Linked DNA regions of Homo sapiens: region 1 is linked to region 2. Evidence: chromatin loops called from intact Hi-C (ENCODE). Cell type or tissue: psoas muscle. All regions are shown on one strand. Each heading gives the region's core, and the rest is flanking DNA. Links, peaks and the distances in the headings are about the cores only. Region 1 has its middle 210 kb from the start of ZIC1. Region 2 holds the start of LOC440982 (a long non-coding RNA gene).

Evidence for each region. Hi-C counts contacts between places; a loop is a spot of excess contacts. Peaks named below come from ENCODE experiments on the same cell type or tissue, not always from the same donor. Only the 100,000 strongest peaks of a DNase experiment are listed, where the experiment ranks them.
Region 1: a loop joins it to region 2, with 2.4 times the contacts of the local background. A loop is called at or near these places in 3 of 110 quality-filtered maps.

Annotation. Positions count from the first base shown.
Region 1 is chr3:147,615,126-147,619,524 of GRCh38, reverse strand. No RefSeq gene overlaps it. Among named protein-coding and RNA genes, the nearest start is that of ZIC1, 210 kb to the right of the region's middle. In psoas muscle, for the core only: a CTCF peak has its summit at 2,317; no DNase peak of the experiment used is centred there.
Region 2 is chr3:147,417,245-147,421,643 of GRCh38, reverse strand. LOC440982 (a long non-coding RNA gene) reads right to left here and starts at 317. Exons shown (of 3, transcript NR_121655.1): 1 at 85-317. RefSeq lists enhancers at 480-1,408, 2,347-2,496. In psoas muscle, for the core only: no CTCF peak of the experiment used is centred there; DNase peaks (open chromatin) are centred at 346 and 2,383; H3K4me3 peaks cover 2,083 bases; H3K27ac peaks cover 2,085 bases; H3K27me3 peaks cover 2,287 bases.

The sequences.
Region 1 (4,399 bases), core at 272-4,271, 200 kb before region 2:
AATGACCATGAAAAGTCATTCTAATAGTAAAGTAAACCAACATTATTTATATGTTTTAAAAATAAATAAGGCTATATGTGTTTTTAGACATACTTACATATTTGTAGAAATCATGTTGTGTCAAAAATAGAATTAATTGATTTTATTTTAATGTAAAGTATTTTAAAATACTGTCATAGCTCTATTGTTTCTCACATTTTGAAACAAATCATTGTTGTTGCTTCTTTTTGTCCCTTAAACTTTCAGGAAATCTTAGCTATTTCATAGGTGCACCCTATGAAAATTTTTTATATTCAATAAAATCTTGAAAATAAATGGAAAATAAACCTAGACGTTCAAGATAATTTTATTAATCCTGTGGAAACTATTGCATAATAACACAGACAGTATTCAACTTCCCTTGTCAATTTTGAAACTCAGCTATTACTGTTGCTGTCTTAAATTTAGCATCCTTAAAGCTGAAGGGGGGAAAATCAACTTGCAATTTAGACAGTTATCAAATTACCAAAACTAGTGCAGGAACTCTTAATGAGCAAAACCATTAACAATTTTCCGACTGGAGCCCCTGTTCAAATACCTTGGACACCTTGTTAGCACAGAATGAGGTGTTCAATCAAGAGACTGGGAATTGGAAGTACCAGGGCACAGTTTTGAGTGGTGATTACAAGGGCGAGAGGGCGAGTGCCAAAGTAACAGTCTTCTACCCTGCAGGAAGCTGAGAAACCTTCAAGTCTACATTTGTAAATCAGGCCCGATGATTACAGCAGTCACAAGCAAAGAACATATGAAACAATTATTTGCACCATTCTTTCACTGTTTTAATTTGCTCTTAAAATGAACAAGATGATCCCCAGAGTCACTGGCATTTTGTCTTTAGAATTTTAGAGCATGTTCTAGGATTTTTCATGGCACTGTAAGCCAAGGAAAAGACTAAAAGGATAATTTCAAAGAGCATTCCTTTTTTTTTCCTCACAAGCTTTTTTATTGTGCAGCTTTCCTGTAACTTAACATAGACAAAATAGTTTGCAGGAATTTAATTCATTTCAGATATTTTAATTGTTGACTATTTAAAAATAAAATATGTTTGTCACTTATTCGTTTTTAACTTTTGTTTTATTGCCTTTTATTTAAAATGCAGTATCTTAGACATTGAGACTCTTGCATTAAATTCAGCAGGAATAACAGAACATGTTTCCAGTTTTTAACTACTTTAATCTGCTCTTTAACCACTGACAGCTCACAAATAATTTACTAAAAAGTTTTTATTTTAGGTTACAGCATTTACGTTGTCCTTGAAGCTTAATAGTGACACAGTATCAAATGTATTTAAAAGAATATATTTAAGCAAAATATTACTTCTTTAAATAAGCATATTTATCTTAAGTGAAAAAATTGCACTGAAAAAACAAAATTAAACAGAAAACAAAACCTTCCAAATGCAAATACGTGGAATTGATTTTATTGACATTAGGTACATCTTTTTTACGAAGTTGACTATAGACAAATAAAAATTCAGGTGCCATAAAATAAAGTGTTTATAGTTGGAAAAAGGAAACACAAATATATATTTATAATTTTGTTTTATGATACAAAAATCTATTTTTTTAACTTATTAAATATGCACATATTTTTCTCTGAATTGTTTGCAGGATGATGTACTAAATGTTTAGGGGATGGTTTTGCTAATTAGTGACAGACATGAGGATTTATATATAATATTATATTCTATATGTCTGTAATTTTATAAACTTTATTATGAATTAATCGGAAAAAGAATTTTCAAAAGAACTTAAAATTACCAATTAATTTTATTTCATTTTATGAAAGCATATTAAAGGTTAGATTCTAAGTCTGTATTTTCTTCAATAGGTAGATACTGGAAAATAGCATTTTTAAAAGACTTGGAGCACCTCTGAATTTGAAAACATCATAAGGTTCTGTTTATATAAGCAAGGAAGGAAAATAACACAATTTTAACTACTTATAACTGATTTCTGAAAATTTATTAAATAATATAATTAAATTTATTTTTAAGTAGGTTTATATTTTCCTAGAGAGCCTTCTATTTCCTCTTGACTATTATTTTTGTCAGTGTTTTGCTACATGGTACAATATTGAGGTTCCAGAGTTTGATTTTCTATACTAAATCAATGGTTTAAAATACTGTAAACTCATGTGAGAGATTGCCATGTAATTTTGTAATGTATTGCAATCACATAATTTGTCCCCAAACCCACAGTGATTACTGTTAAATGCTCCTTTTCTCAACTAGTAAAATCTTTTTCATGATTTGCTATCCAAATGTAGAGGGCGCTATTGTTCATGTATTTTGAAAGCGTTTCATAAAGGAAAATACATTTAGCTAATAATTTAGTATTTGTTTTCAAAATGTATCTATAAACTCCAATGGAAGTATCAATGTGTTGTCTGAATATAAATTTAAAGTAATTGAAAAAGTGTTTATATAGATCAGTAAAATTGCATTTGCCATTAAAGATTTATGCATTTTTAATTATCCCTGAGCTCTAATTAATCTATAATTAATTTTAAATATTATGATAACCAGATTTTACAGAAGTATTTCAATTTTTCTCTTATTGTAGTTATGTAGAAGAATAGCCTTGTGCATAGGAGATGCGTGCTGCAAAATTTAGGAGTGTCACTACTTTCAAGCGATTTAGGGAAAAGATAAACTTAATGTAGCAAAAAAATGTTGATTTTGAGTGGAGAACAAGCGAATGTTTACTGTACTGTATTTCAACTTTTTTTGTATGTTAAAATTTTTCAAACTAAAAATTTGCAGGAAATATTCTGATTGCTTATCTCATTCTTAGTTTTTATGTTTATTTTGTTCATTATTTTTCTAAGAAAATATATATTTTAAAAATATCTTACTGAGCATGCTAGTTTCTGTATGCTAAATTTTAATGCAGTTTTTAAATATAAAATGTTATCCTAATTATATTTCTGTCATTAATTTCTTGAGGTTGAATGGGGTCAATAATTTTAGACTAAAAATTTATATTTGCTCATATTTTTACAAAATGTTATGTGAGTAAATATTAATCACTTGTAAATATTTTCTCAAGTATCACGAAATCACCTGAGTTCACTTTTGTTTTATGACTTTTGTTTGTTTTATGGTTGCTGTAAAGAGCTTAAAAATGAGTCAACACCCCCCCAAAATTATAGTCATTCTTGTTCTAAACACAAAATTTAGGTAAGATATTGGTATAGTTTACAAAATGAATTTCAAAAATTTAAATATTTGGATGCATCATTGTATCTAAATGCATGGAACAAATGTTACATAAAACTAACCAGTACCTTGCTACTAATAGTACATGCTGTAGAAGAGTTACAATTACAGATTTTAAACACACTAGTTTAGAAAATTCAAACCAGGCACTAAACATTGATTGTATTCTAAGGTAGTTTTCATTCTTAATTCTTCACATTTAATTTAATACTTTGAATAAACCATTTCAAAATGTTTCTTTTCATGTTACTTATATATTTAATACATCTAAATATATTTTATAAATATTGTAAAGTATCTTATTAAGTTTATTATATTAAAGTCTATATATATACTGAATAGACTTAATAAGAAAATTGTCTCTTTAGTTAAATAAAATCTAGTTAAATAAAAATCACATTTAGAATCATCCAGATTATTGATTGAATATTTCTTTTCTATTTACATTATTAGGCACTGCGGAAGCATCAATAGCATCTCTTTTTCTTTTTAATCTAGCTTGCAGAAAGAAAGAGGGAGAGAATGTTAGTGACTAGTGTATGTAAATACGTATTCTATGCATAGCCATGAAACTAACTCACCAGAAAAAAAACACAAATATTGCTTGTGGAAAAGTTTTGAATGTAGCTCAGGCATTACTTTTCACCACTTCAAATTATTTTAAAATCAAAATAAGTATGGCAGAAAGCACAAAAAGAAAAAGCAGCTCTTTAAAATAGCTCATAACTTGCAATTTTAAATAGGATATCTGAAACTTTGTCTGGTTAAACTGTATCTAATCTTGCACAAGCAGGCATTGTCTAATTTTTATGGTATCCATGCACGTTCAAGAAGTTTTCCACCTTAAAAACAAGGGAGTAGAGTTGAGGGGGGTGGGGCCAATCCATAACTGAGTAACAGTTGCCTTTTATGTTTGGCAAGTTCTTTGGGACCAAGATACCCCCCAGCCTGACTGACTAGGAGGCTGAGATGCAGTTCGGCCCTGTCTTTATGTCAAATCACTGCCATCAAAACAATGGCTCATATTACATGAAAATCTTGTGCAAATGAGCCATAATGGGAGTGAATGACAATCTCGTAAGACCATGCAGCAGGGTCCTCCTTTGATGTGAAATACTGTTAATCTTTCTCAAACATAGC
Region 2 (4,399 bases), core at 269-4,268:
CCTCAGGCCACGCGCGCGCACGCTGTCGCGGGCAGAGTCCGCTAGTAAGGTGGCGGGGCGGGGTAGGGGAGGAACGCGACTTACCAGGTCTGGGATCTAGATTTCGGGCAGAGTTGGTAGCTGAGAGGCCAGCAGACAGATTCAGTCATACCGGAGACGGGCAATTTGGGGAGGTCTACGGCGCGAGTGGAGGGAAAGGAAGGCACCAATGCGGTTTGGGTGTCCCCCTTCCCTTGGTCCATGCCCGCACTCCCGCCGCCGCCTCCACATACTAAGCTCGGCCTGGCCGGGAGAGGACTCAGAGCCCTCCTCGCCGCCATCCAGCCAGAGCCTCCGGCGCTCCCGGGCTCTGGCGCCGACCCCAGGGACGCCTAGGGGCGGGGAAGGGATGTCCCCACTCTCCAGCCCAGGAGAGGGTAACAGCGTTGCCGGCACGGACGCTAGCTGCCAAGCTGAGCAGCCGGACAAGTCCGCTGCGCCGGGCCGCTGGCTTGCAGACCCCGACCCTCTCCCGCCCCAGCCCCTCCCTTCCTCAAGCCCCTCGCCAAATGAAAAGGGTTCTTTGGGCCTTGGCCTTTTGGGGAAGACGCGGGAACCCACGCTGAGTTTGAGTTTTCTGTTCAGAGCAAGGCCCACACAGGTCATCGTTAGCTTGGAGTCCTTAGAGTCTAGATAGCCCACTCCCCACAATACTCAAACACAAAGGGACCCAAATCACGAATGGGTTTCTTCTGGAGTGGTCCCTGTGGCGGGGGTTTGGAGGAACGAGGGTTTCTGCGCCCCTGACTAGACGCTGGGAGCCCTGGCTTCCGGGACCTAGGACAGAACTCGAACCCTCATGCCCCGGCCACTTTCTTCCTAGTCATGAGTAGTGAGGGGTGAGTGGCTTCTGCCAGGCCTCTGTGGGCCTAGCACTCGGTGGCAGTGGGTGAGGGTCGTTGAGTCCGGCAAAGAGACATGGAGCAGACGCTCTTCAGCCATCCTTGCGTTATTGAGCTCGGAGACTCGGGAGTTTGGGTAGGAAAAAAGGCACTGTCCTGGCAGGAACATTTCCAAAGCCTCCCTCCCTGCGTCCTCAGGTTCCACGCTGAAGGCTTGGGGAGTGGTAGTTGTCGGGTGAACTGATACTGTGGTCCCGGTATTCCAAAACTGGCACAGATGGAACTGGCCCTGGGATAGACTGCAGTGTGAGCCCGGCACTGACCTAGGCATCCTGTTCCCAGTGAGGGAAATGAAATGATAAGCTCCACAAAGTGGGTCTACCTGTTCAAATGAAAGTAAAAATCTAGAGTAGGATTGGAATCTGTCGGCAACCACTTCTGATGTTATGGGACCCAGGATTCTTACTAAAACACCCAAAGGCTGTAGATGTTAGTCGGTCAGAGGTTAGAGTGACCCAGGGACCCTCTGTTGCCCCTCCCCTTTGTTTACAAGCGTTGGCCACTCCACCTAGAAAGATTATACGCTCACTCTGGAAATGTCAGCACATTGGCCACAAAATACCATGCAGATCCCCAAGGACTTCACTAGAGAGGAAAGCAATAATCCAGCGACTGAACCCAGGTGTCTCTCACCAAACCCTACCCTTTCTGGTCTCTAGGCCAGGGCAGTTCCTCCACCAGTCCCGACGTTTGCGCTACCTAAGCACGTTTGGATTTAACAGGACCATTTCAACTCCAAGACAGGCAAGCTGACTGGTATTATTTGCAAAGGGTCAAGTGGAAACCCTAGAACAGTCATTCAAGCAAATGGCTCCTAGTATCTCAAATGGGGCGGTGGGAGGCTGGGGAAATGCCAGAGAGCAAGAGGAAGTAGGAGAAAAGAGTGGGAGAGAGAGGCGGAAAGACAAAGACAAGCCGGCACCCAGACTTGGATCTGGGCAAGGGATGAGGGAAGGGCCTAGGGAACCTCCCCCAAGCCGCTGCCCGGTCACCTGGGGCCTGAGCTCTGACTAGGGGTAGGCTAAGTCTTCTCCGAGGGGCTAGGGATATGAGAACAGCCGGGGCGGCAGCTCGGGCTTGGGAAAGGATAAGAGAAGAAGGCCTCCCTGGTAGGCCCGGTGTAAACTGGAAGCCCAGCCACCCGATGCACTGGGGTGTGGCCGGCTGGGGCTCGAGCACCATGCAGCCCCCGGCCCTCGGCGGAGAGGCCCTGACAGGCCCGCTCAACTCGCCGTTCCAATGGCAGCAGCCCCAGGTTGCTCTACCCTCTGCTGTCGGCTCCGCAGTGTGAACTCACTTAAACCAGCGCGGTTTGAAAACAAACACGTGCAGCTACCCCGCCGCACTATTTTGGGAGCCTAGCCAGCGACTTTCACAGGCCGGAGCCTCTGCTTGGTTCTCTCTCTAGCCCGCGAGGGCGGGGGAGTCTCATGCATATTCATCAGCACGTGGAACCTCGGGCCACAGGCCGCGCATGCGCACATCTCGCCCTGCCCGGCCAGAGCCTGCCGCGACGATTTGGAAAGCGCCCCGCCAGGCTGCGGGGTGGCGGGAGGGTCCCTCAAACGCTGACGACCCAGCCTTCGGTGGAGGTGTTGTGGGGAAGTCTCGCTGTTGCACCCCCTACACCTACCCCCGAAGACTGTTTCCATGCTTTCAATAAATCCACCAATGCAAAAATTTCCCTTTACGCACTCCATCCCACCCCTGTCCTTTCTCCACAACTTTCAGTTTTCTTAGTCAGAGGCTAGCATTTTCGCGGATGAATGGAAAATGTTTAAAAAGGAATCGCGATGCGAGCTTCTCTCACCGTTTGTGTTCCCGCTTACTGTAACTTCATGGACATTGTTACACAAAAGAAAGACGTAAAATAACAATTTTTTAAAGTTTGCTAAGGTCGGACGGCTTGGGTTTGCTTGCTATTGTTGTTTTTAAAGATGTGATTCCAATATGTTTATACCCACGCTCAATAGTTGATTCTTGTGTGTGCCATAGGTGAAAATGTCACTGCGTAACTTTCACAACCGGTGGATTTTCCTGGATATGCTTACAGAGATGTCTGACAACCATCAGAGGCAGCCAAAGTATTGTGGACAGTTGACACAATGTCAGTCTGTGGCATCTTCACTGCCAAGTGATATTTCCACTCTAGATAGCTAAACCCGATTTTTTAAAAACTCACCTTTGGTATATAACATCAGTTGGAAACTTCACACTGTTTTAGTTCTTCACTCTAAAGTGGATATCAACTTTAGTAACTGATGACAGATCCCAGCTTCCACAGTAAAAATAGCCTCTGGTTTGGCCTGATGTGTTTCCTCTTGCTAAGGAAGGGACTCTGGAGCAAACCAGCCTTGCATAGATTTAAGGAGAACATTATTCATATTTTGCACCTATTACACCATTGTATTTGCAATAAACTTTAAGGAAAAGGATTGAATGTGACATAAGAAGTTAACATTTTTTGTATTTCTTGCCCCAAAATAGTGCTTATCATTTTTTAAAAATTGCTATATGGTTACCCATAATAATCTTACTTTCTATATCTAACTAGTTTAAATGGTACATATTACAGAGGATGGACAGTGTGGTTAAAAGCCGAAAGAGAGACTATCGTGGCTAACTTGTACCTTTAGCGGCTTGACGGCACAGACAAGATCAATCTTTCCATTGCCAACACTATTTTCAATAATTCTAAAACAGTTGATATCAACTGTGACTATCTTTATGAAAATGCTTTTCCCCACAAATACGAACACATGATTCTAAGAACTACACTTGATGCTACAAGGAAGCCAGAACTCTGTACCTAGAGAGGAGGAGATAAATTTGTAATCGGTATTATAAGTTGGAAAAAGAAAAGAAATGTAACTTGGGAATGTGTAAGAGCTGATGTCTTTATATCTAGTCCACAGCCAAGGGCACAAGTTCCTTTATTTTGAGTGTGCCAGACCACCTGCAGTAACTCCTCATAACATCTTAAACTAAATCTTCTCTTTAAGGTCTAGGGCCTTCTCCAACTCACTTCCTGAAAAGCAGTATGCTCAGGTAACAACTCCAACAGCACCGACTCACAAGGGGTCCTAGACACTGATTTAATGTTGGCCTCAAAAAGAAAACTTCTGGAAGCTTTTGGGGCTAGGTGAGGTACTTGAGGGTATAATTCTCTGGCCAGCCCTTTAAAAGTTCTGAGAAAACTTCACAATAAAAGCATCTAAATGCCAGGCCTATCAGCAAAGAAGGTTAGTGCTACTTTCATTGTCAGGAAAAAAAAAAAATAAGAAAGAAAGAAAAAAAAAAGATAAGCAGATGGGGCAATTGAAAGGTTACATCTTTCTTTTGGAGGTGGTTTGCTTTTTAAAGGTTAACTTGAATGCTTGACTTTAAAAAATCAAAATCATCAGCTGCAAACGCTTAAAGCAGTTGGGGGTAGCTTTTGAAGAAGAAAACAAAGGATC